2 separate regions of the Mus musculus genome follow, and region 1 is linked to region 2. The links are chromatin loops, found by intact Hi-C in ENCODE. Cell type or tissue: left cerebral cortex. All regions are shown on one strand. Links, peaks and the distances in the headings refer to the core of each region. The heading gives the core; the rest is flanking DNA.

Region 1 (10,350 bases), core at 3,191-8,190, 58 kb after region 2:
AGGCGTCTAGGCCTCCGCCTCATCCTCCCTAGCATCCAGGAGTCGGTATACCATTACCTGCCCTGACCCTGGTATCAGAAGAGCCACAGATAAGAATGAGACAGACAAGCAGAGTTTCATAGTGAAGCCCCAAGCCCGATACCCTTTCTCACCTTGTGGTGGGTGCTAGACTTGTGACCTGCTGATGAGACTGGGCACTGGGTAAGCCCCCACCACTGGGAGGCAGCAGGAGCAGCCCAGAACCTGTTCCACCCTCAGAAGGCAGCTCAGGGGATGTCTGGCTTGGTTTGACTCCAGCAGCTACCACAGAGGCCACAGCAGCCTCTGGATATGAGTCCATGTCCAGGTAGGAAGGTTCTGGCGGCTCAGAGCCCCCAAGACCACCTGGTTCCAGCAGCTCCGCAAATGGTGGATGGTGGGCTGTGTGCCCATGATGGTGTGGGCCACCCAGCAGGGGATGACCACCGAGGCTGGCTCCTAGGTGGTGCCCACCACCTCCTACCAGGCCTGCCAGCCCAACCCCAGGGGCTAAGTCTTTGCGCAGGGGGCCACCACCCACTGCTGAGCCTCCTTTGTCCCTCCAGGGCACCCAGCACAACTTCCAGGACACGAAGAGGGAGACACCCAAGAGGACGATGCCACAGAATGTCACGATGACTGACAGCAGGCTCACGGAAATATCTGGAAAGAGTGAAGAGAGAGGTCATGGGTCATGTGGGGCCAAGTCAGTGTTGCCCTGACTACTTTCTCAGTACAACTGAGTTTGAATTCTGTGCTTCTGCTATGGTCCCAGTTTATAATGGTTGTTTTACAGTCTGTGGCTGTCACATTCTGTGGGTAGCAGGTCCTGAAGACTGTGTCCAGGTTTTGTTCTCTCTAGCTCATGTTGCTTCTCCGTCATAGGGCATTTCTGAAGGACAAGACCCCCAAAAGCTTAGAGACAATGCAGGAAAAATTTTGCTATCTATCCTTGGGAAGCCACCTTAACTTGTACGAGGCTTTCACTCAGTGTTTGGCAAGCGGGATAAATCTACTCTGTTCTTTGTTGCAGTTGATGGCAATGAAGGCAAATGACAGGTAGAAGAATACAGTAGCAAACATTCGTTGAGATGTGACAATATAACTAGTACCTCAGGGTACCCTGGGAGATTGACAACATATCAGTCCTGCTCTAACAACAGGAAGTGGAGGTCCAGAGACAGGAGGTTATGAATGGGGACTGAGGCGAGACCTCTCTGCCCAAGTGCGAGATCTGGGTTTGGATTCGCAGCACCTACACAGAAAGGCTGGGCAGCATAGTATGTACTTGTAACCCCAGCACTGGGGAGAGAGAGTCAACTGGATCCTTAGGAGCTTGCTGGCAAGTCAGCCGAGCTTACTTCGTGAACAGTGAGTCTGTTTCAAAAAACAAAGTGGACGGTGCCCGAGAAATAGCATCTGTTAGCATCTGTGGTTGACCTCTGGCCTCCCTTGTGTGCAGTGCATACTTGCACATACTCCTCACCTCCATCCTCACCCCCACCCCCACCCCACACTCCCCCCATACACCACAGGTGCCACACTTCAAAATCTATGCTCTTTCTTTCAAAGATCATTACTTTTTGGTGACTAGTGGCCCGAGAGAGACTTCTTTATTCAGATAATCAGTCTCATGACTGTGGTCACATATGACACGCTAACTGGTGCTGCCGCCTTCTTCTTCTTCTTCTTTTCTTTCTTCTTCTTCTTTCTTCTTTTCTTCTTCTTCTTCTTCTTCTTCTTCTTCTTCTTCTTCTTCTTCTTCTTCTTCTTCTTCTTCTTCTTCTTCTTCTCCTTCTCCTTCTCCTTCTTCTTCTTCTCCTCCTTCTTCTCCTTCTCCTCCTCCTCCTCCTTCTCCTCCTTCTCCTTCTTCTTCTCCTCCTTCTCCTCCTTCTCCTCCTCCTTCTGCTCCTTCTCCTTCTCCTTCTCCTTCTCCTCCTTCCTTCTCCTTCTCCTTCTCCTTCTCCTTCTCCTTCTTCTTCTTCTTCTTCTCCTTCTTCTTTTCCTCCTTCTTCTCCTCCTCCTTCTCCTTCTCCTTCGTTTTTTTTGTTTGTTTGTTTGTTTTGTTTTTTGTTATTGGTTTGAGACAGGGTTTCTCTGTGTAGTCTTGGCTATCCTGGAACTCACTCTGTAGACCAGGCTGGCCTTGAACTCAGAAATCCACCTGCCTCTGCCTCCCAAGTGCTTAAAGGCGTGCGCCACCTCGCCTGGCCCTCCCCCCCCCTTTTAAAAAGATTTATTTATTATTATAAATAGGTACACTGTAGCTGACTTCAGACGCACCAGAAGAGGGAGTCAGATCTCATTACAGTGGTTGTGAGCTAACCATGTAGTTGCTGAGATTTGAACTCAGGACCTTCGGAAGAACAGTCGGTGCTCTTACCTGCTGAGCCATCTCACCAGCCCTAACTGGTGCCTTCCGAATGCTACCCTGCCACCACGCCTGGCTCTTACTATCAATGTTTTTTGGCTTTTTAGTAATTAATACTGGGAATGGGGTTTTATGGTATATGGCTCCTTTCCTAATGATACCAGGAGAAAGGTTTCATGGATGTAACTCTCTAGGCTGTGAGAATTTATTTTGGAGGTCACTCCTTGGATTGGAGTTAGAACAAGGATGAGTCCTTGTTCTTTGTATATGGAGAACCATGTTGGGCCGAGGCAAGTAACTCAGGCATTGCCAGCTGAGACATCCAACCATAACTGCTGTGTTCAGGGAACAGTCAGAAAGAAGGAAACACCTCTTATTGCTAGATCATCTGGTGATACAAAAGCAGGGTGTGACATTAATCCTCATGCTACTGTGTGACCTAAATGTGATAGATCTCATGTCCCAGCTGCAAAGACTGAGGCTGTGGGAAAAGGGATGTCTCAGGAAGCTGTGCGAGGTACTTGTGCAAGGACTCTGAGCTTCATCTTGCCGCCTCCCTTAGGGTGCTCCTAGCTACATATCCATCCTTCCTACTGAGAGCCCTGGATGCTACTGAAGCCAGAGTCCAGGATTTTAGCAGCCTTTTGTGCATGAGATGGACCAGGACATGGGAGTCACGTAGCCGACTAGTCAGATGCTTCTAACTTTGCCAGTACAAGATCCCCATCGGAGACCTCTGGATCCTTCAGGCCTCTCCTGCTCCCTTTACTTGTCTGCACAGCTCAGAGAGTGCAAGGCCAGAGCAGCAGTGAACCTAGAGCAAAAGGTACACCCTCTCCAAGCCTGACCAGCCCCTAGGTGGGAACCTGTCAGAGCAGGCACACATCTGAGAGCTCCAAGCTCTTGGGATGCCCCTCCCTGTTGTCTTGTGCCATGCTGGGCAGTCAAGGACAATGCTAAATGACATTGGGCCCAAAGCCTATCGCTGGAAGAGCTAAAGATTAAGAGCTGCCATGCAGACAGTCCACCCCATTTACTTGTGATGCTTGCTCTTCATTGTCAATCCGACTAGATTTAGATCTACCTAGGAGCTAGCTGTGGGCGGCTCATGTCTGTCATTTTAGTTCCTAGGGGCTAAGATAGGAGGATTGCTGTGAGTTGAAGGCCAATCTGGCTTCATAATGGGTTTTAAGCCAGTCTGGGTTACAGAGTGAGACCTTATATCAAAATGCAAAGCATGGGGCTGGGGAGATGGCTCAGTCAGTGAAGTATTTGTCCTGTAAGCAAAAGGACCTGAGTTTGAGCTCCAGAACTGCATAAAAATCACCAGACATGCTGGTGCACATGTGTAATCCCAGCACCCACAGACACAGAGACAGGCAGATCTCTGGACTCCCTGGCCATGCAGCCAACCCCACCTGATGAGCTTCAGGCCAATGAGAGAGCCTGTCTCAAAAACTACAAAAGGTGTATGCCAGCCGTTAAGAGCACGTGCTACTCTCATGGAGGACCTGAATTTAATTCCTAGCACCCACATAGTGGCTCCAGTACCCCAGTTCCAGGGGATCTAACAGCCTATTTTGGCCTCTGTGGACACCAGTAGATATGTGGTGCACAGATATACATGCAGTCAAAAATATGTAGACACATAAAACAAATATAAATTTTTAAAAAGTGGATGGTTCCTAAAGAGTTCTCTGATTTCCAAATGCATGCACACCAGTGCATGCACAAACATGTCTGTGTATGCAAAGGCATTTCCAGAGAGGACTCTTGGAAGGAGAAGACCCACCCTGAATACAGCCAGCGTTGCCCTATGCCCTGGAGACCCAAATGCAGTATAATAGGAAAGCTAGGTAGGACCAGCACCTCCAGGATCCTGTATCCCAGTTGGCCATAATGTGACTGCCTTCTTCTTATGATAGAGCTACACCTCTGAACTCATGAGCTAAGTAAACTGCCCCTCCTTTGCTTCCATCAAGAATTTGGCCATAGTGACACAAAAGCTAATGAATGAATCACATGCCCAAACTCCAACAAAAACCCTAAGCACTAAGGTTTGGGGAACCTCTCTGGTGGGTAAGGAGTCACATACCAATATAACAAGAGAATTAAGGATGACCTGTGACCTGACTGGAAGGAAACACTGGACAGTCATGCTTTCTGGACTCTGCCTCACAACCAACACATCCTTTGGCTGACTTAGTCTGTAGCTTTTTGGTGTAATGAATTTTTCTAGAGCTAGCTATGGTGGTTCATATTTGTAATCCCAGCACCTGAGAGACTGAGGCAGGAGGGTTATTTTAAGTTTGAGACCAACCAGGCCTCCATAATGCTTTATCTGATCCCCAACTTCCTCCTCACCTCAAAAAAAAAAAAAAAGGATTCAATTCATGATTTCTGACAGGGATATTTCATGGCTGTAATTAGGAAGAGGTAGGCCTATGGGACAAAACTCTAAGGTCAGGGGTTAGATGGACCAAGCACACAGCTATTTCTCCCATTTCAGTGGTTTGGAGATAAAGCAAAGACAGAGGCAAGGCTCTCAATGGAGCTAGCCATAAAGGGAGTGAAAGCTGAGTGGCTCTGCTCTGACCTTCCCAAGTCTTTGCCCTTATGGAGTTGGGTAGCAGTCAGTGGCTAGTTGGGACAGCTGGGGTTCTGACCTGCATCCGGACCCCGGGGATATCCTCTGATCCGCAGTTCGTTGAACTCTTGACACCTATCATTGGTATCAGCATCTCGGACCCGTGCACAGAGGTCTGAGACCAGGATGAGCGCCCGCCGACAGAGGTCATCTTCATAGTCCCCAGACATAGTGGCCACGTGATCCTATACTTAAGAGTGGGGTGGGCAGAGCTGCAGAAAGAGACAGGGACAGGTGCAGGGAGAAGGAGGGAGAAGGTCTGGTAGGGAGGCAAAGGTCAGAAGGTGGTGGCTCGGGGACCAGGATTAGAGGATGAAAATGACAGATGTTATAGTCACTTCTTGGGGTCACCATCTAATGAGAGTGGTTAAGGAGCAAACGGATCAACAGAGCCACACCAAAAGGCAAGGTACTCTCAGACGAAAGGAATGTGCCCCCAAGGGGCCACAGACTGAAAGTCAGGATGGGTACTCTGAGACCCAAAGGAAGGTTGGAGGCAGCCATCAACAGTAGGCAGCCAGGCTGTGGCAGGTAAGAGCATTTTGGGCAGCTGCAACATCATTGGTGGGAGGCTTAGGGTGGGAAACTGCTGGAGGGTCAGAGGAAGGAGAGTCAGGTGTGTGGCAGAAACCCCGAGCTGAGAGAAGGGGAGCTAAGAGGACAGATAGAGATAAGAGGAAAGGACCAAGTGAAGTCGGGTAGCCAGGGAAAGATAGACACAGAATTCGGAGTATAGAGGTTCAGGACAGAGGCTGGGGAACAGCGTGTACTTCATTATATCCGAGACATGGTGCACACACAGAGAGAAGTGAAGCCAGGGAGGCAGGGGTGTGGGCAGAAATACCTTCCAATGAGACACAGGTAGATCAGAAGAGAGAGAGAAAAGATGCTGAATTCCAGGTTGGACAACCAGACAATGGCTGGAGACCTCAGATACAAGGCAAGAGAAGAGAGTTGGGAACACAGACAGACAGAAGCATGGTCAGTTTAAAAAAAAAAAAAAGGAGAACAGGAGAGAGAGGTGGAGGTGGGCGAGGAGGGAGTAACACAAGGTAAGGTTTGGAGCTAGACATTAGACATCGGTGGGAAAGAGCCCCCCCCCCCCCCGAGGGAAAGAACGAGGGCCAGACAGTCAAGAGAAGCCAGGCTGCTAAGGAAGACTGACTGCCATTTGGCCAGGGTCAGACTCACCTGTGCTTACCCCTGCCTTGTCCTGGGTGGCAGCCGAGGCGGCGGGGGGCGGTAGCCCATGGGGATTGCAGGGTGGACGAGCCTAGCCGCTGCGGACCGGTCTCCACGCTTGCCAGGTGGCAAGAAGGGGGGCTGGTGACTGATCTAGGGACCCAAATCGGGAGGGAAAAAATCAGCCCAAGCTTTGCATCTTGCCCGACTCGAAGTAGCTGCGCGACCCCAGATGACCCCGGTGAGGTCCAGCCGCCCCCTCCCACCTCCGTGCCCCCAGCAGCTAGTTAAAAGCTTAGGGACTACAACTCCCAGCTGGTCTTGCTGCTAGTGCTACTGCAGCTTTATCGCACCAGAGCTGCAAGGGCTGCTGGGAGTTGAAGTCCTCAATGCGTCTCCGGTCTGCAGAATATGGGATTTTTTGGGGGAGTGGTGCTGGAAGGGTTAAAATGTCAGGGTCCCAAGACGCTGCAGGAGAGGGGAAAGGAGTCCAAGATCTCCAGAGGTCACGTAGCTCTAATCACTTAGGGGTCATGAGATGGGTCACTAATCCCCATACTCTGGGGATGGGTGGGCAAGGGTGAAGTGCACCCAGGTGTATTGGAATCAAGATCCCCCTTTTTCCAGGGCCACGTGCCCCTCCCCTGGAGCGTCCAGCTGGCACTGCAGACTCAGCTCCCCAGCTCCAGATGCGCCCCTATTTGCACCGACCTCCGCGCCCCCACTTGGGGCCGCCCCCTTGGGATGAGGTTGGGGCGGGGGAGGGGGAGGGGCGGACTCACCGGAGCCCCGGCTGCTGCAGCCCGGAGCGCGCGCGCGCCCGCCTGCCCGCTGCCGCGGTGCCCGCCTGGCTCCTCCCCACCCCTGTCGCAGCTCCTCGGCTCCTCCCAAGCCCTTTCCCCCCCCCTCCCCCGCCAGCCCATGCAACCCAAAAGCCAAAATCCGTATGGCCCTAGTGTGCACCTCCCTGGACTCTGGTTGCAGTTTCGCCCCAGTTGAGAGGCCACCTGAGGGAACTAGAAGGTTAGGATTCAGAGGTCCCAGGCCACAAAAACTCCTTTCTCCAGGGAGCAAGATCTCAGGGTTTACAGCTGAGCAGGCTGGAATGAAAGCTGGCCACAGTAAGTCTCATATTTTAGGTAGAGCCACAGGCACTGGATTTGAATCCTGCCCTAGTCCCCTTGAGACTCTTAGCATCCCAGATCCCGATGTCCAGCACAATACAATGAAATTATCTCCTAAGGGATGTAGTTTGAGAAACCAGTCAGTGTGCATCAAAAACACTGGCACCAAGTGGGTGCTTAATGACTACTTACAGGCACAGAGCATCCGGTTTTTACCACATTAATAGCAGCTAATGAAAATTGCCACTCACCATTACCAATGTTAGGAGTTAAGAGCTTTGAAGATGGCTTCTCATGGAATATTCACTTTGGTATAAGGATGAATGCAATCAAGGTATTCCCATTTCACAGAACAATTGAGGCCCGTGGAGATTCAATTCCTCCCACGAGGTCCTGATCTACACAAAAGCAGCCCAGAGGGGTGGCTTGGAAGTTAGTGTCTCACTCAATTGCTATTGTCCTCCCGCCAGCCAGTTATACAAAATAAACACAGCTTCCAAGGCCTGATGGCAGAGACCTTTCATCCCAGTTGCTCTGGATGGGGAGGGAAGAGGATAGAAAGTTCCAGGTCAACCTGGGCTACGGATGAGTTCAAGACCAGCCTCTGCAGATTGAGTGAGACCCTGTCCAAAAATAAGAGAGAGCTGGGGATGTAGTGCAGCAGTAGAAGCCCTGTCTAGAATCCTCCAGTGAGGAGCTGGGGGCATTGATGAGAAGTGGAGCCTTTGTCTAGTAGAATCTCCCAGGAAAGCAAAGCGCTTGGTCTGATAGCCTAAAAAACCAGTGTTTGCTTGGCATATCTGAGACTCTGGGTTCAAAGCAACTCTTCCCCTTGTAGCGTATGCATGCAATTTGCAGTTGTTATATATCAGAAGCCTCCGAAAAAGATAGCTGGCTCCATCCAGGGTCCATGTTTATGCTGCTAGCATCTTCTCACAGGAGTCTGAGGAAGCATGCACGGGGGCCTGGCCACCAAAGGTGCGGCGAACGGCCTTAGTGGCTAGTCAGCTCCATGCCAGCCATGGAGCTCAGCCTGACCAGGCGGTGACACACACTCAGAAATGTGCACACAGATGGGCTTGCCAGCTTCACGTGACACATCTTCAAAGAAACACTGTGAGTCTGAGGCAGCTCAGATGCTGCGAGGCAGCTGCAGCAAGAACCAGCCATCTGTGCGACTCGGGAAAATGCATGCGTGTTTAATGCCAGCTCAGCACACTGTATGACTTCCGCTGGGTTAGTTCCTAACTGCCTTACTTTTTCTCTTTAAAAATGAGGACGATTTTTAAATTAACAAACAACGAACAAACAAAAGTTTGGACACTAGGCTTTACTCTGAAGTCCAAACCAGATGAGAACTAGTAATCCTCCTGCCTCTGCTTTCTGAGTGCTAGTACTGCTGGCTGGTACCACTACACCCCACTAAGATGATGATAATTGGTACACACGTGTGCATGTATGTGCATGTATGTGCGTGCGAATGCATGCACATGCGATGTACAGGTATCAGGGTGTCATCTGTCTCAGTTTTTGGCTGGCTTGTGAGATCCATGGATCTATCTGCTTCTACCTCCCAGAGAGGAAATTAAAGTGGGGGCTTGCCACCACACCTGGCTTTTTATGTTGTTCTGGGGTACAACTCATAACATGTTTGCTCAGTAAGCACTTTACTGATGAGTTTTCTCCCGGGCCTGAAAATGATAATTTAGAAATAAAAATCAGATATTGCACCATTATTTCGAAGATTAAATTAAATTATCCTGAGCTCAGTTGCAGAGCACCTGTCTAGTGCTCCTTGGGGAGGGGCTGGTGGTGGCATCCGGTGGCAGAAGCCTGCGAGGGGAGGGGCTCGGCGGTAGAGCTGCGATGCTTGCCATCAGTTAGTGTTTGGTGCTGCCGTAACTGGTGCTTATGGTGTTCATTAGATCCTTAGCTGCATGTGACAAATGAGAGAAAGGAAGAGCGTCCTCGAAGGCAAGGCCTCACGTAGATGGGAAATGACTGAGGTGGCTTGAAAGTCCCTTTGGGTATTGTTGGGGTAACCTTCCTTTACATTGTTGGAAGGCGTGCCCCTGTGTTTTCAATGGTTAATCCTGTACTAAGAGCTACGCGGGCAGGGTTTTGGTGGTGCCATTGCTATGCCCATGCTTCTCTATATGATATGCTTGTCATTCCTCATCTGCCCAAAAGAGGCGGATCCGGCAGTCCTTATCGCCTAAAGGCAAACCCTAAGGGATGGTCAGGTGTTGTCTTGCTGCTGATCAGTTCAGGCTGAAATATGGTTTTTGTATAATAAAGAGCTGATGGCCAGACCTGGGTCAGGAAGTATGGAGCTGGGACTTCCAGGCAGATAGAGATAGAGATAGAGATAGAGATAGAGATAGAGAGAGAGAGAGAGAGAGAGAGAGAGAGAGAGATAGAGAGAGAGATAGAGATAGAGATAGAGATAGAGATAGAGATAGAGATAGAGATAGAGATAGAGATAAAGAGATAGATAGAAGATGTGGTAAACTCAAAGAGAGACAGAGGGAGGAAGACACTGAAGGAAGCAGAAAGGAGAGAACGAAGTTGTAGGCAGGTAGTGAGGACTCTTGTAGGGAAAGGTGGATGGTGGAAAAGTTAGGAAAAGTTTAAATGAGCTAGCTGAGAGACTGGTCTAACTAAAGGCCAACGGCTTTAAACTGTTTAGAAGTCTGTGTCTTATTTAAAACACAAGCAGGTCCGCAGAAGCCCTGCATTTGGGTCTGAATCTGGAGCCTTGACTTTATGTGCATCTAGGATATTTGAGGGCCTTGGGTTTTGCTGCTGCTGGGCGTGGAAAACTGGAAACCAGGAAAGAGAATGTGCTGGCTACCCTATTTGGCTTAATAAAAAAGTAAGTAATATAGTTCTTCAATTCATCAAATGTCTCCAGGCAGACAAGATGGCCTAGTGTGTGAAGGAGCTTGCAGCCAAGCCTGATGCCGTGAGTTTGATCCCTGGCCCTCACACAGTGGAAGAGGAAGACT
Region 2 (8,691 bases), core at 1-5,000:
CATAGATAGAAAAGCAAAACAAAACCCAAGAACCAACCAACCAACAACAAAATCCTCATGGGGGTGAGCACCATGTCTGCTCACAGACACTGGGTCTGCAGACAGCTGATGGCTGGCTGGGGCGCTGCTGAGCAATCTGCAGCACTCAGGACAGCCCCACCTCAGCCTCCCCGCTGTAGAAAGACCTGTTCCAAATGTCACAGCGCAGAGGTGGGAGGCGGCTCCCAACAGCTCACTCTGCCACCAGCACAGCCCCTAGCCCCACCGCACGGGGAAGGTTGTACACCAGCCAAAAGGCAGCTAAAGTCACCTGCAGCCTCCACTCACCACTCTGCCAGTACCAACCCTAAACCCTGAGCCCCTTGGCCCCCATCATTCACCCAGCCAGTTCTCCAGGACCGGAAGGAAACCAGCCCCCACTAGAAGAAGACATTGAGGTTTTCTGGAGATGCCAGGTCAGGCCAACACAAGCGATGGTGAAGTGGAAGGGCCTCTCCTGGCTACCTCAAGGCACCCTGTACTGTGGTGTGGGGGTGTGACAGGCACCCCAGGAAAACGTACACAGCCTACATGGAAATATATCGCAAAGGTGGGCGGGGCGAGGACGTGAATCCGTGCGCAGACACCAGGAACTCCAGGATGAGAGGGATGAGGAGGGAGGCAGAGGCTTGCACCCTTTGTGCCTTGACCCACGGGCCAATCAGCGGCGGAGGCGGGCTCACCTGGATGCTGTTCTCTTGCAGGTTCAGGTAGCGGGTGTTGACAGGGATGCTGGCTGGCACCTCGGCCAGCTCCCTCCGCGTGCAGATCACCCGGCTGGCCTGGTTGCTGCAGGAGCAGGCGGCTGGGCAGGAGGTGGCTGGCGGGGAGCCTCCTCCAGCGGCTGAGGTCACGGCCACACCGCCCCCACCAGCCCTCAGGGGTGGGGAGAAGAGCCACAGGAGCAAGAGAGCCCCGTGGGGCCAGGACATCCTACCAGGCGGCAGCAAGGGGCACGGGGAGCCGCGGATGTGGGCCTGCGCCATCCTCAATGTTCATACTCCGAGGGCACGCTGGGGGGCTGTGGGAGAAGAGAGGGTGTTGGTCAGTAAGCAACAGGGACTCAGGCTGCCTGAGCTTCATCAGGCTCAGTTCCACCAGAAGTCCCTACCCCTGCTCAGAACCAAAGTTACAGGGACTTGGCCTTCCTGTGCCAGACCTCATCCTCCTCTGGGCCATTCTGCAGAAAGGATAAATGAGGCAAGAGAGAGGACATTTGTGCCCAAGGTCACTTGGTTAGTAAATGGCAACGTCAGCTAGATTCAAACTTAGGTCCTGCCAGGCCTGGGGTCGCAGGACTGCCCTTGTAGTTGCTCAAGATGTCGAGGCAGGAGCATTGAAAGTTGCAGACTGGCCTGGGCTAGAGAGAGTACATCCAGAGCCAACCTGGGCAATGCAGTGAGACCTCGTTCAAAACTAAAAAGTCAACATGTGGCTGGGCGGTGGGGCACATTCCCAGGATGCTCAAGGCCTTTGTTTCCACCCCTAGAACTGTTTGTTAAAAAAATTTTTTTTAAGTTGTGTCATTGCATTGAGTTCAGTTAGACAGGTAAGTATGTAGAGATAGAGGGACAGACAGACAGACAATGAGGCAAAGGCTCTGCCGGGGTGAAAAGCAACACTGATCAACTCCTATCACACACCAAGCGGGTTGCAGGTCCCCTGGGAGGCAGCGTCCCATCCCTCCATCCCTCCCTGCAGGTCTCTGTCCAGGTGTACGGGCACCAGAACCAGACATGAAGGCCCATCTCTGTATGCCCTCCTGCCCACCCTGGGGTCATCCCTCACTCCACTCAGGCCCTGTCCTGTCCTAGACTTGGAGGAGAGGTAATCGAGAGGGGACAGGAGGTAGCTGGGTTTCTGGCAGGAGGTGGGAGGCTGTTGGGGTGCCCCCACCCTGTGGTGGCCCTGTTGGAGACTATAGCAGTGCCCATGGGCCTCAAGATTGCAGGTGCTCCAAGGGAACACAGCCTGTGGCGGGACCTGTGCCAGCGGCTGTCGCAGGACAGGGCTGAGGAGCTGATGGAGTGGGGATGGAGCAGTAGGGACCCCCATGTCTGTGTCTGGGATGCAGGAATTCAGGGTCATTGTACACCCCCCCCCATCCTATCCCCTGTTTTCCTGAGTCCCGGGGGGAGGGACTCAGGCTAACCAAATGGCGCGCAGATAGGGCAGTGACTGCAGCCAGCACAGCAGGCGCCCTTCCTATGCATCAGCCGCTCCTGCCTGTGGAGGGCGGAAGCTGCTGGATTTTGTGCCTTGTCAAGGCCCACTGGGTGGCAGAGGGGGTCTGGCCTCAGGACTTACCCTCTGGCTCCCAATGGTCCCTCCACATGGCACCCCTGAGTGCTCACACACATAGAATCCCCTGAAACGGGGGGGCAGTAGGGGGAGAGGGGTCCCCATAAACATGATCACCCACCCACTCACACAAACAGCAGAGACAGACACACCCTCACACACGGCCTCTCTAATCCATGGACACAGGGCTGCCTGCCCCCCATGCAGGTGCGCATGAGCGCGCAAGCACGCGAGCGCGCGAGCAAGCACACACACACACACACACACACACACACACACACACACACACACACACTCCTGTAGCCTCCAAGATTTTAACCCAGATAGAAATATGTGTGCCGCCGCCGTGTATTGGAGCAAGTGTGTGAAGGCAGGGCTGGAAATGGAGACAGAGATGGAGACAGAGATAAAAAGAAACAGAGATGGAGACAGAGAGACAGACCAAGAGAAAATGACAGAGATGGTGAGAGGCACGGAAACAGAGACAAAGATAGAAAAGGGGGGGAAAAGACAAAGACAAAAACCGGCACAGAGATAGACAGAGGCCAAGGGACAGAGACCGTGACAGAGAGGCAGAAACAGAGAAATAGACAAAAAGACGGAGATGGAGAGATGGACCCAGGAGCAGAGACTGACAGGATCAGAGAAGCGGAGGCACGAGAGACCGAGAGATAGACAGAAAGACAGAGAGGCAGAACCCCCCCACCCCCCCACCGCCTCAGGGCTGGCCACCACACGCTGCCTTCACTAGCTTGCCTCGGCAGGGGCCGGGGGCCTTTGTTCCCACACATGTGGCCAGGGAGCTTTCTCCTCAGTCCACTCGGCTCCACGATCCCCACTTCCTGATACTCTGGCAACGACCAGCCAAGGGTCTGTGCTCACCGAGCCCACCATCCCCCAGGCCAGCGCCCGGGTCTCCTCCCCCACCAAGGCTGCCAGTGCACACCCCGTCGAGGCTTCTGCAGTAGCAGCTCCCCTCCCTCCCCTCCCGCCTCTCCTGCCACCACCATCTCCTTGTCCTTGTCTCCCCGCTCCCAGAGCACACACTCTGAGGGACACTCACCCTGGCGGCTTGGCTTCCGATGGCCTTCTCTCTGTGCCCCAGGCCCCCCCCTCCACATGCCTGCAGTTGCCCGGGGCCCTGCCACCCCAGCTTCCTACTGCTTCCCGTTGAGCTTGTGCTGAGGGGGGGGGCGCAGGGGCTTCTTGGGTCTCCCTGCACCCCCCCCCGTCTGTCGCCCTCCCCACCCTCTAGGGGAGCCTGGCCTTTTTCTCTTGGCCACCACACGAGCAAGCCCTTGCCTCCTGTGGTCCTGTGTCCCCCACTTTACTCCCCCCAACACCAGCTTCCTTTCTCTTCACTCACAGACACAGCCTCTGCCCCTCTCCCCAGCTCCCCGACTCTGTCTTGTCTCCCCGAGGACCCCCAGACCTCTTGTCGGTCTGTCCTCCTCCTCCACTGTCCCTGTCAGTCTGTCATTGCTGGGAGCCTGGCTCAGTCAGGTTCCCACTGTCCGTCTGTCTGTCCTGGGGCCTGCCTCCTTGTCTCTCTCCCAGCTCTGCCTTGCTCCCTTTCTCTGCGATTACAATTTCTAGTCACACGGCAGTGCAGAGCCCAGCTCGCTCCCTCCCCGCCCCCTCCCTCCTTCTTTCTCTCCTTCCAGCGGGGAGGGCGCTCCCTTCCTCCTTCCCTCCACCCTCACTCAACTCCCCCCTCCCAGCTAGCTCGGCCAGGGGGTGGCCTCCCCCTCCCCCGCTAATCAAAGGCTCCGTTATCTAATTAACCCGTTGGTTCTGGGCAGTCAGGGAAGGTCGGGGGAAGCGGGGGAGGAAGGTTGTCGGCTGTGCTGCCAGGGGAGAGGGGTTTGGACTGTGCCAAGCTAGAGCCTCATGGCAGGCACACACACACACACACACACACACACACACACACACACACACACACACACACAGCAGCCTCGGCTGCAGAACCAGGCTGGGCAGCATGGACTCCATGCCGCTGGACCAAGACATCCCTCCTACATCCTCAGGGTCCACCCTGGCGCTCCTGCATCTGCTCTAGGTCCCCCCACTACCTCATGCAGCTGCTGATTCAACCCCATTCCAGTATTCCAGTCAACCTATGCCAGCCAACTTAGGCCCATGTCACCATCAACCTTTCAGCTGAGACCAGCACTCATTCTTGCCACAAAGAAAGCTACCCCTGATGCCAACCCCCCCCCAGCCACAGACTAATACCCACCTCCTGGTGCCCTCTGCAGAACAGGCTGTGAAGCTACACTTTGCTATTCACTTCATGTGTCCCTTCATCTATCCATGCTTCCTTCTATCTGTCCATACAGCCATTCATCTATCTATCCATATACCCATACAGTCATCTATATATCCACCTATCAACCCACTCCTCCATCCAACATCCATCCATCCATCTGTCCATCTATGTATCCACCCTCTACCCATCTATCCATCCTCTTATCTATATATCTATCCTTCCATTTACCTATTTCTTTCCTTGTCCATCCAACCCTTTATCCATGCATCCATCTCTTCTGCTACCCGTCCATCCATTCATCCATTCATAAATTCCCTTATCTACATACCTATTCATCCATCCCGTTAGCCATCTCTCCATTCTTTATCCATGCATCAGCCATCCATTTATTGATTTATCTTCACTCATTTATGTCTCTACCCATCCCTTTATGTATTCATCCATCCATCCATCCATCCATCCATCCATCCATCCTTCTACCTCTTTATATCTGCCCATCTATCACCCCTCCCTTTTCCACTTACTCTATCTAAAACCTATTTATGAAGCCCCCACTCTGTGCCAGGCACTGAAGCATATGCCAAGTGCTTACGAATGGGTACAAGGCTCAGCATACCATGACCCACAAATGCAAGTAGTGCTAGTTAGAGCTCTGGGAAGGGGCTGAGCTGGATTTCTGAATCTGCCTCTTTGCCATATGGCCTCAGTTTCTGAGTTCTGGTGTCCTTCACTGTGAGGAGGGTAGTACAGGCTGCCTGCCATAGTGGCTGGAGGTTGAAAGAGTAGTGTTCTGAACACAGGCTGTCCTGTCTCAGCTCATGCTCAGCTAGCTCCTGACCTAGCCATCACCTCACTCCTGCCTGGACTCTGCTCCACAGTGTGTCTGGTCCCTCAAGTGACCAGCCAGATCCCTCCCTTTGCTGCTCAGGGCCCTCCAGCAACTTCTGAATCACACAGATAAAGGTTAAAAACCTCACTCCTCAGTCAGCTTCTGCTCTGACCTCCCTCCTGGAGCTGAGCACCAGCCTGGGGCTGAGGGCGAGCGAGGCTTTGTGGTTGTTCTTCACTCTGCCTGTATCCCTCTGACACCGCTCTCACTGAATGATGCCTGGTTCTTTCTCCCTCAGGTTACCTAATCTCTCAGACCATAGCTACTGGAATTCACTTTCTCCAAGAGTGGGGTCTCATCGGCTTTGGTTTCTGTTTGGTGTTGAAACCTGTGACAGATCCTGGTAGGCTCAGGGAATGCCAGATGAGAGGAGGAATGGACACACTGTATGGATGCCTGGCTTCACACCTGCGCTGTTAGGATCCATCTCTGCCTCTTGTCACAGATGCACTGGCACCCAGTCCTGGCACACTCTAAGAGCTGCCCAAGTCTGGAACATCTCTTCACCTGAGGTCTCCACCCTAGGAGGTCACTGCCTTTCACTGGACACCTGTGTTTCAGGTCCTCCTCCGTCCCTCTTTGCCACAGTCCCATCTGGCTGGCTAGATCCCAGTGCATTGCTAGGTGCCCCTCTAACTAATCTGTCACTAGGGGAGTCTCATCTTTGCTTGGAACCAGAACCTGCTCATGGAGCTATACACTGGCCAAACTGGTGCAGAGAGCAGGCTAGCTGCTCTTTCTGAGTGTGCACCTGCACCAGTTCCAGGCTCAGGTTGCATTGGAGCAGGCTCACAGCACACAGCTGTGACTCTATTACCAGCATGGATACCACACCCTTATGCAGTGGTTCCCGAGGAAAAAGCTGCTCTCTGGGCAGCAGCCCTCTAAGAACTGCTGGCACTCCCCATTTCACAGATAGGTTTAGACATTGGCTCAAGGTCCAATATAGAGTTAGGAAAGAGGATAGGCATAGAGGCACAGACTTGTTATCCCTGCTATGCAGAGGCTAAGTAGAAGAATGGCAAGTTCAAGGCCAGCCTGGGCAACTTAATAAGATTCTGTCTCTAAAGAAAAAGTGGGTTGGGGATGTAGCTCAGCAGTAAAGCATGCATCTAGACCCCCAGTGAGGGGTTGGGGGTATAGTAGAGTTTTTGCCTAGTCTGCAAAAAAGCCCAAGGTTCATTGCAAGTACTGCCAATACATACATATATACATACATGCATACACACATATCTATCTATCTTTTTAAAGATTTATTTATTTTATGTATATGAGTACACTGTAGCTGTCATCAGACACATCAGAAGAGGGCATCAGATTTCATTACAGATGGTTGTGAGCCACCATGTGGTTGCTGGGAATTGAACTCAGGACCTCTGCAAGAGCAGTCAGTGCTCTTAACCGCTGAGCCATCTCTCCAGCCCCTATCTATCTATCTATCTATCTATCTATCTATCTATCTATCTATCTATCTATCTATCTGGGATGAGTGCTTCTTGGGTAAAATGCTTGCTTGAGTTCAGTCACCAGAAGCAATGTAGGCAAGCTAGACTTGGAGGTATACTTGGAGGAGGAGGGGGGAGGGAAGGAGGAGGGGGGGAGGGAGAGGGGGAGGAAGAGAAAGAAGGAAGCAGGATCTCTGGGCTTGCCAGCTAGCCAGCCCAGGCAAATAGGTGAGCTCTGGGCCAATGAGAGACCCTGTTGAAAAACAAGATGAGCTGGCTTAGTGGGTAAACTGCCTGCAGCCAAGCCAGAGGATCTGAGTTTGATGTGGGGAGAGAACAGATCCTGCAAGTTGTCCTCTGACCACACGCACATGCGCACACAAAACTATAAATAACTGTTTAAAAAAAAGAAAAACCATGACACACACACACACACACACACACACACTCATAGCCTCCAGGAGTCATTCATAGGACTCCAGGGACCACAGTGATAAGTCCCACAGAGGTCACTGTGGGATAGCTGGCCAAGTAGCCAACCAGTAGTCAGCTACAGCCCTGTCCCTCTGTCCTAGCCCCAGGGCACCCAACACAGAACACTCCTCAGGCCCCTGGAAGGTTCAGCCAAGGCCCCACTCTCAGGTTCAGATGCGGATGCAGAGGAGTCAGAGACACTGGCTGCGGCCAGGCAGGACTGCCTAGGGCAAAGGCCTTGAATGTGCAGAGCCGGAAGAATGGAGAAGCCAGAGAGCTGAGTGGGCTGGAGTGTGGCCGAGGACAGAGGCCGGAGACCCCCGGGGTCCAGGTGCTCAAGCAAGATGCTAAGCCCTCTGACAATGATGCTCACCCAGCTCGGCTCAGGGATAGATACATCTTGGGCACGGTGCCTGAGAGGATTCAGGCAGATGGCAGATCGGAAACTCAGGGGACCCAGGGGAGGTGGGGTGAGGAGAAATGGGAGGCAGAAAGCATTCCTGTTGGCCACACTCCTGTGCCTGAGCAAGTTCATCAGGTGAGGACAAGAGAGGGAACTGCCTGCTGCATGGTAGGTAGTGAGAGGGGTGGTGGTCAGAGCTAAAGGAGGACTTCCACAACTCTGTGCGGAGAAGAGGCTCCACAGCTCCATAGCTGAGGACTTCCTTCTTCTTGGACAGAAGTCATAAGCAAGGCTGGGAGAGGGGGCAGGTGGTGTAGGCTCCGGGTGGAAGGAAATAAGTGCAGAGGTGTCCCTCTGCCTGTGCATGCCCCCAGGGCTTTCAGAATAAGAGTGAACACATAACCCCAGCATTGATGTCCTCTCACCATCGAGTAGAGAGTCCTTGAGAAAAGGGCAGAGCAGTGACCTGAGTGCCCAGGGCTACTCAGGTGTCCCCCAGCACAGCCAGTGTCTATGGCACACCATGGTGGCCTCTCAGGACATTCCTAGGGATGGGCTTGGCTTCTCTCCTTCTTGGTCTATGCATCTCCCCCAAATCTGGTCTCTGTTCTGGTGACATGTCACCAAATCTCTATGTAGCCACTTCCTGGCCTCTCGGCTGTCTATCTCCCACTAGAAGGTGACAGGGATCAGGTCCCCAAATGCAGGCTCACAGTCCCAACCTCTGCTCTCATGCTGGCAGCTGGGCACACACTACTGAGCAACCTCAGGCCAGAGGACACATGAGTGTGAGCCAAGGTGGGGTCACAAGTGTGCAGGAGGGGTCTCCTCTAGCCAGCAGGCTACTGGGAACAGTCAGGGACAGGGT

What was found. A loop is a pair of places that touch in the nucleus more often than their neighbours do. Peaks named below come from ENCODE experiments on the same cell type or tissue, not always from the same donor. Only the 100,000 strongest peaks of a DNase experiment are listed, where the experiment ranks them.
Region 1: a loop joins it to region 2, with 2.0 times the contacts of the local background. A loop is called at or near these places in 3 of 42 quality-filtered maps.

Annotation. Positions count from the first base shown.
Region 1 is chr7:44,380,827-44,391,176 of GRCm38, reverse strand. It overlaps Syt3 (synaptotagmin III), which reads right to left and starts at 7,051. Exons shown (of 11, transcript NM_001114116.1): 1 at 7,001-7,051; 2 at 6,228-6,371; 3 at 5,056-5,221; 4 at 153-681. The coding sequence starts at 5,206. It also overlaps a transcript of 1700008O03Rik not described here. In left cerebral cortex, for the core only: a CTCF peak has its summit at 5,450; DNase peaks (open chromatin) are centred at 5,805, 6,557 and 6,976; H3K4me3 peaks cover 1,681 bases; H3K27ac peaks cover 2,286 bases.
Region 2 is chr7:44,437,244-44,445,934 of GRCm38, reverse strand. Lrrc4b (leucine rich repeat containing 4B) reads right to left here and starts at 3,448. Exons shown (of 3, transcript NM_198250.1): 1 at 3,404-3,448; 2 at 723-1,060. The coding sequence starts at 1,025. In left cerebral cortex, for the core only: a CTCF peak has its summit at 2,269 (motif pointing right); DNase peaks (open chromatin) are centred at 2,563, 3,276, 3,993, 4,181 and 3 more places; H3K4me3 peaks cover 4,449 bases; H3K27ac peaks cover 4,792 bases.